Linked DNA regions of Homo sapiens: region 2 is linked to region 1. A link is a contact called in ENCODE Hi-C or POLR2A ChIA-PET data. All regions are on one chromosome and are shown on one strand. The core of a region is the stretch at or near the end of the contact, and the rest is flanking DNA. Distances in the headings are between cores, read along the strand shown.

Evidence for each region. Hi-C counts contacts between places; a loop is a spot of excess contacts on that map. ChIA-PET counts read pairs that join two places held with the same protein, here RNA polymerase II (POLR2A).
Region 2: a map of PC-9 shows a loop between it and region 1 (3-fold over the local background). The contact joins two enhancer-like sites. A Hi-C loop is called at or near these places in 4 of 168 maps with a recorded cell type or tissue (PC-9, endothelial cell of hepatic sinusoid and gastrocnemius medialis). POLR2A ChIA-PET finds 5 or more read pairs at or near these places in 1 of 52 experiments (PC-9).

Annotation. Positions count from the first base shown.
Region 1 is chr2:17,893,109-17,896,042 of GRCh38, reverse strand. The region is part of intron 1 of KCNS3 (potassium voltage-gated channel modifier subfamily S member 3); the gene reads right to left. Among named protein-coding and RNA genes, the nearest start is that of KCNS3, 16 kb to the right of the region's middle. Within about 2 kb of position 1,287, at least 3 of the 41 ENCODE cell types and tissues checked have a DNase peak (open chromatin) inside an H3K27ac peak, as active enhancers do; they include PC-9 and gastrocnemius medialis, where a contact is called at or near this core.
Region 2 is chr2:17,976,193-17,979,139 of GRCh38, reverse strand. No RefSeq gene overlaps it. Among named protein-coding and RNA genes, the nearest start is that of KCNS3, 99 kb to the right of the region's middle. Within about 2 kb of position 1,644, at least 11 of the 41 ENCODE cell types and tissues checked have a DNase peak (open chromatin) inside an H3K27ac peak, as active enhancers do; they include PC-9 and gastrocnemius medialis, where a contact is called at or near this core.

The DNA of each region.
Region 1 (2,934 bases), core at 38-2,537:
AAAAGAAATAAAAACATAGGTCAGAATATGCCAATACTCTATGTAAATCTTCAATAGCTTCCCAGCATCTTCAGGATGGAGTCTAAACTCTATCCTGTCTGTTTGGCCTCAGCATCCACCAATATACCTCATACCTCTGCCTTACTCCATCAAATTATTTACCATCCCCAGCTGCACCACACACTCTCCCTTCCAAACCTCATCGAAGCTGTTCTCTCTGATTGAAGTGTCCTTTTCCCTTCTTTTCCAGTTAACTCCAGTTCTGTCTTCAAGAAATCAGTCCAAATGTCGCCTCTTCCAGGAAACTTTCCCAGTGTACTCCCTTCCTTCCCTCATACACGCACCTAATGCTACACAAGCACCTCACCTTTGTGCCTGCAGAATGGTATTTCTTGGCAATATCACTGACATATGGTGGCATCAGTGCCTGCTACACAGTAAACACGTGGGAGATGTCCAGTGAAAGTTTACTAAATGAACATTCCACTTAAAGGAAAAAACAAGGGTTTTCCTGCTCAAAATGTTGTGGAGAGGGCTGCTTGGGAGGTACCTTCTCACCATATTGGCTTTCTTAGGGACTCCAGGACATGGTGATTCAATGTCTGACTAAGCTGTTGTTTTTCTATACCCCATCTGAGCACCTGACATGTTGTAGAATTTCCAAAGGATTTTAGAAAAGTGTTTATTGCTGCTAGAAGAAAACAGAGTGGTTTTTGCCAAGCTATATAAATCTTCAGCATATTTACAGCAAAACTCTCAGAGGGCGAAGTGTCTATTGCTGTAGTATGTTGCCAGAGTGACTATTTACTTCATGAGGTTAAAAAAAAAGCTTTACTTAACTTTTTAAAAGATATAATAAATATGATGGTTTATATAGCATCTAGACCATTCTTTGGAAGGTAGTGAAAATGTGTTTATGCTTCACAAACATCCGTATCCAGTCCCTGAAAACTATCCTGGGAGGATTTTTTAAACGCTTTGCCCAGAACTATCAATTATAACTAATCCTACACTTCATCAATATAAAAAAATTATAAAATAATGAGATCCCCAGGCAATGCAAGTCAAAAAAGTTTTAAATTTGACTTATTAAAATGAATTCTCACACCTATCCTTTCTCCAGCCCATTTTCTAAATTCACCCAGCTCTCTGAGTTTCCAAGTTCTCCATACAAGAAAGAACAAGGTAGAATTGAGCTGAGGAAGCAAAGGAGGTCTTTGGAAGAACACCCACACCCTCCAACAAGCCCAGCAGTGATGTTAGCCGGCTCAGGGCCAAGCCTCAGGAGATGGCTGTAGGCACCATCTCTGAACAGGTGCAGGCTTTCCTTCTGCCATGCAGAAAGTTCTCACTCCACAGCAAATACAAATGCACACTTGGGAAAAACAAACCCCAGGCAATCTGGAGTAAAACGTGGCTTTCTCTACCTGATGTTCACAATCAAAGTTTCTGTGAGTTTCCTACTGAAGTCAGTTTAACAAGGGAAATTTGAAATAGTTCCACACTCAATCTATTTGGTGGTATCTGAAGAAGGTCACAGTAGAATGGCCTGAACAGGGTTTGTGGAGGACTGTTATTGTCTGTTACACAAAAAAATATAATATGCTCTTTTGTGGTTTGTCTACTTACATCAAATTAGCTAAGCAGTCCACATTAGTGAGCACTGCCCCATCTAGGGTGTGTGTTTGCATGGATGGGTGTGTGGTGCAAGTGTGTGGCCCCCTTCCTAGGAGAGAAAACTCATCTCCTCCCTTCTACATCATATAGTGCTCCGGTCCTGGTACTCAAAACCATGTCACTGTGCACTCATTAGGGCTTATATCTGCTTTGGTGGGGCAGTCTGAAACCTAATCCTAGTGTCTAATGATGTCTGCATGGAAATTGTTTCTGAGTTGCTCACATAACATAAATGAAGGACTGTAAAACAGGGCTTGCTTATGTATTCTTAACTCCATTGATGTGGGTTATAGGGATGACTGGTAAAAAGCAACTAAAAGCAAATCTACTGGAATTCAGGGCCACATTAAACTGTCCATCCTGTACTCTTTACTTCAAACCCCCATACATAGATATATTAAAAAAAAAAAAAAAAAAAAAAAAAACTGGCTCCTGGGATCATGGCAGAGGGGAGGAAGGACTAGATTGCAGCTCCGGCATGTGGAGGCTCGCATTGTGAATTTTAGCTTCAGATTGGCTGCAAGAACAAATCAGAAATACTGAGAGGACCACAGACCCTCTGAAGGAAGCGGACTGCTCCTGCAGGACCCAGGAGACCCACAAATACTGTGAGTGCCCCAACTGCGGAAGTGGGAAAGGTAGACCCTCCTCCCCCAAACACACACCCCCAGTGGAGAAGCTGAAGGTCTGTTTGCAGGAGAAGTTTCCAACTTTACCTGGAGCTGAGTCAAGTTAGAGAGCCGAGCGAAATACAGAGGAAGCAGCAGAAAAGCCCTGGGAGCTCACTGGGTCCCCAAGCAGTCCATTCCTGCCTGGCACCACGGGGATCCATCATGAGGGTGCCCAGAGATGCAGGGGGTAAAATTCAACAAGGAGAAGGAATTCTCTAGGCAAACTCTGTAACAATTTGAACGGGGCGAGAAGCCCCCTGGCCAGAACTCAGGAGAGGTTGCGAATCCTAATCCGGCATGCAGACTTCACAGGCCAGGAAGAATTAAAGCCCTTTCTTTCTCAGCTGGGAGGCAGATGGCCTCGGGCAAGTTTTCAAGACCCTCTCACTCTCCACCTGGAAACAGACTCCAGGCTGTAGGAGGGGACAGGGTGGGAGTGGGACCGGCCCTTCAGTTTGCATGGGAACTGGGTGAGGCCAGTGACTGCCAGCTTTCCCCCACTTAACTGAAAACCTGCATGACTCAGCAGAGGCAGCCATAGGTACACAACTCCAGTGACCTGGGAATCTCACCTCCATCCCCCACA
Region 2 (2,947 bases), core at 395-2,894, 83 kb before region 1:
TTTAGCAATAGAACAGAATAAAGGGTCCAAAAACAGAGCCACAAATGACACAGGCAAAGTCAAATAAGATACAGTTTCTACTTTCAAGAGGTTCAGAGTCTACATGGAGATTCTCAGCAAGTTAAAAATTACAATTCAGTGTGACACATACTACTAGAGCCCAGATACAGGGTCTCCAGCCCACCTGAGGAGATGGATCTACAAAGTTTCCCTAGGGGAGGTATTGTCTGGGCTGAATGCTGAAAGATTAATCAGAGTTTGCACGATGAAGAGGTGAGAGTCATTGGTAGAAACATATGGGGAGGAGCAGAGACACAGATGAGCATGAGACAGCCTGGTCTCCACACAGACCTGGAGAACGGTGCATGCCGGAGTGTGGAGAGGCAGGAGAACGGAGAGGAAAACCAGCAGCCACATTGTGACAAGCTTTATGTACTAAGACAAAGGGTTGGAATTCATTCCACAGGTGATCAAAAGCCATTGAAAACTTATACACAGGGCTGTGACATGGTCATTTTTGTGTTCTGAAATGTCATTCCACTAGAAGGATAAAAAAAACAACAAAGGTAAATTAGGATTGGAGGTAGCAAGACCAGTCAGGATGCTATTGAAATATTCCAGTTGGGACATAGTGGAGCCTTAACCTACCCTAAACCTTAACCTAAGTGAGCATATGATATATTAGAGGGATGTGTGAAAGGCATAATCAGGAGGAATTGATAACTTATTAGATGTGTGGTGGAGAAAACATAGGAAATGACTTACAGGGTTTTATTTTCTTGCCTCTTTTTTTCTATCATATGTAACCTAAATTATCTGGTTTACATTTAAAAGTGAAAACAAAGCCCTCTTTGAGTAGGTGACCCCATACAAGCACAGAAGCTAGTAAATCTACAGGGTACTACGCTCACCACCACCTGGGTGACTGATTGACTGATTCAATCATACTCCAAACCTCGACATCACTCAACATACCCATGTAACACATCTGTACATGTACCCTCTGATTCTAAAAGTTGAAAGAAAATAAAAGAATCTGGAACTGAGATTTAGGAAGGTCAATTCTAAGCAGATGCAAGATGAACAGTAACATGACTGTGAACTTCTCACAACCTGGCAGGTATTGGCACAGCCCTGAGAAAAACGTCGTGGTGCACTTCACTCACAGCACTGCAATATCTCCTACTGTGTCCAGTTCATATTCATTTGCCTGCAGGGAATTCTTAGATCCTGCCCACCAAGTGTGTAACGGAGTATTTACCCAGCAAAGGCGCAGAATGTGATTCTGGAATTGTGCTTGGCCTCAATGGGGGTTAAAATGAAAACACTCTGAGCCAGTAAAAGGAGACATCAGCACACCTCAATCCAAGCTTCCATTTTTTCCTTTCCTAGTAAAGCTGTAAGGCCCTTACTGGTCTGCAAATGATTTATCTGTTTCAAGTCCTGCCAAACTTTGGACCAGCTCTCTCCAGACACTAGACTATAAATGGCTGAAGAAATAACAGGAAAGAAGCAGAGTTGAAAGGCCAGTGGGCAACTGGTTTTCTTTAGCTCTGTCTGAACTGAATAATCAGCCAACTGGGGTCAGCCCAGTCATGTGAATCCCACCTTTTGTTACTCAGGGAGACAACTCATGTGACCTCATCTCAGAGCAGTCACTGGGACTGGCAACGTTCTCAAGAGTCTTAAGCCCCACCGCATATATTCCTAAGAGCCACCAAGACTACTGTTTATTTCTTCATAAGCCACAAAGAACATTCCACTGTACAAAGTCAGCTTATTACAAGTTTTTTTAAGAAAGGAAAAAAAAAGGAGGAAAACCTGGATAATCTCTCATTGGCCTGATCCCATTCTGTTGCAGAAGGAGGAAGGAATGCAGTGTGTGGCTGCTCAAGTGACCCCTGAGAAGCTGGATCCTGGCTGCTCCAGAGGAGGAGCCATCTGTTTATAGGACTGGGTGGTGCCATGGGTAGGGTCAGGCGACAAAACAAACAGCTACAGTAGTTTCTTTCCAAAATCACTGCCTCGCCTACTTTTTGCTATCTGATACTACTGAGATGCCTATTTTCGGAATCAAAAGCACAGACAGCCTTTCTGGAAGCACCTGTTTACCTACTCAAAATAGAACAGAAATAGCCTCAAAACCCCTCCTCTTGCTGTCCTGAAGGAACATGTGAGTCAGACAGAGTTGGGTTGGGACCAGTTCCCAGTGGGGACTGTGGGGAAGAGGCTCTATCGCAGTCATCTGGGCTTTTTCAAACTATACCTCCTATCCCAATTAAAGGGCTATGGCTACTTCCCTCACCACCTTTTGAGAACTCCTGCTGTTGTAAGCCACCAGTTGATGTTGGCATAACCTTCATGTATGCATAGTGGGTGAAGGGGCTCCGAATAGCACTCACTGGCAGGGCAGCAGTTGGAGAAGGCTGCCTGTAGGCTGAAGTCTGATACCCATCTTCTGTGGTCTGAATATAGTTTGTTTGCCCCTACCAAGACTCATGGTGAAGTCTGATCCCCAGTGTTAGAGATAGGGCTTGGTAGGAGGTGTTTGGGTCATGAGGATGGATCCCTCATGAATGGCTTGGTGCCATCCTCACAGTAGTCAATGAGTTCTTGCTCTATTAGTTTCCATAAGAACTGGTTGTTGAAAAGAGCAGGTAATGCCTACTTCTTTTTGCCTTCCCCCATGAGTGGAAGCTTCCTGAGGCCCTCACCAGAAACAGATGCTTATGCCATGACAGGCTGCAGAGCCACGAGCCAAATAAATCTCTATTATTTATGAATTACCCAGCCTCAGATATTCATTAATAGCAGAACAAATGAACTAAGATCCCATCCCTGAAAGAGGTGAGGCAAAATTATAAACCCGATGCGGAATACAAAGCAGAAAATTAAATCAGGACTCAGCAGGCTGTTGGCAAGTAAGAGCTCCAATCACCAAATTAAA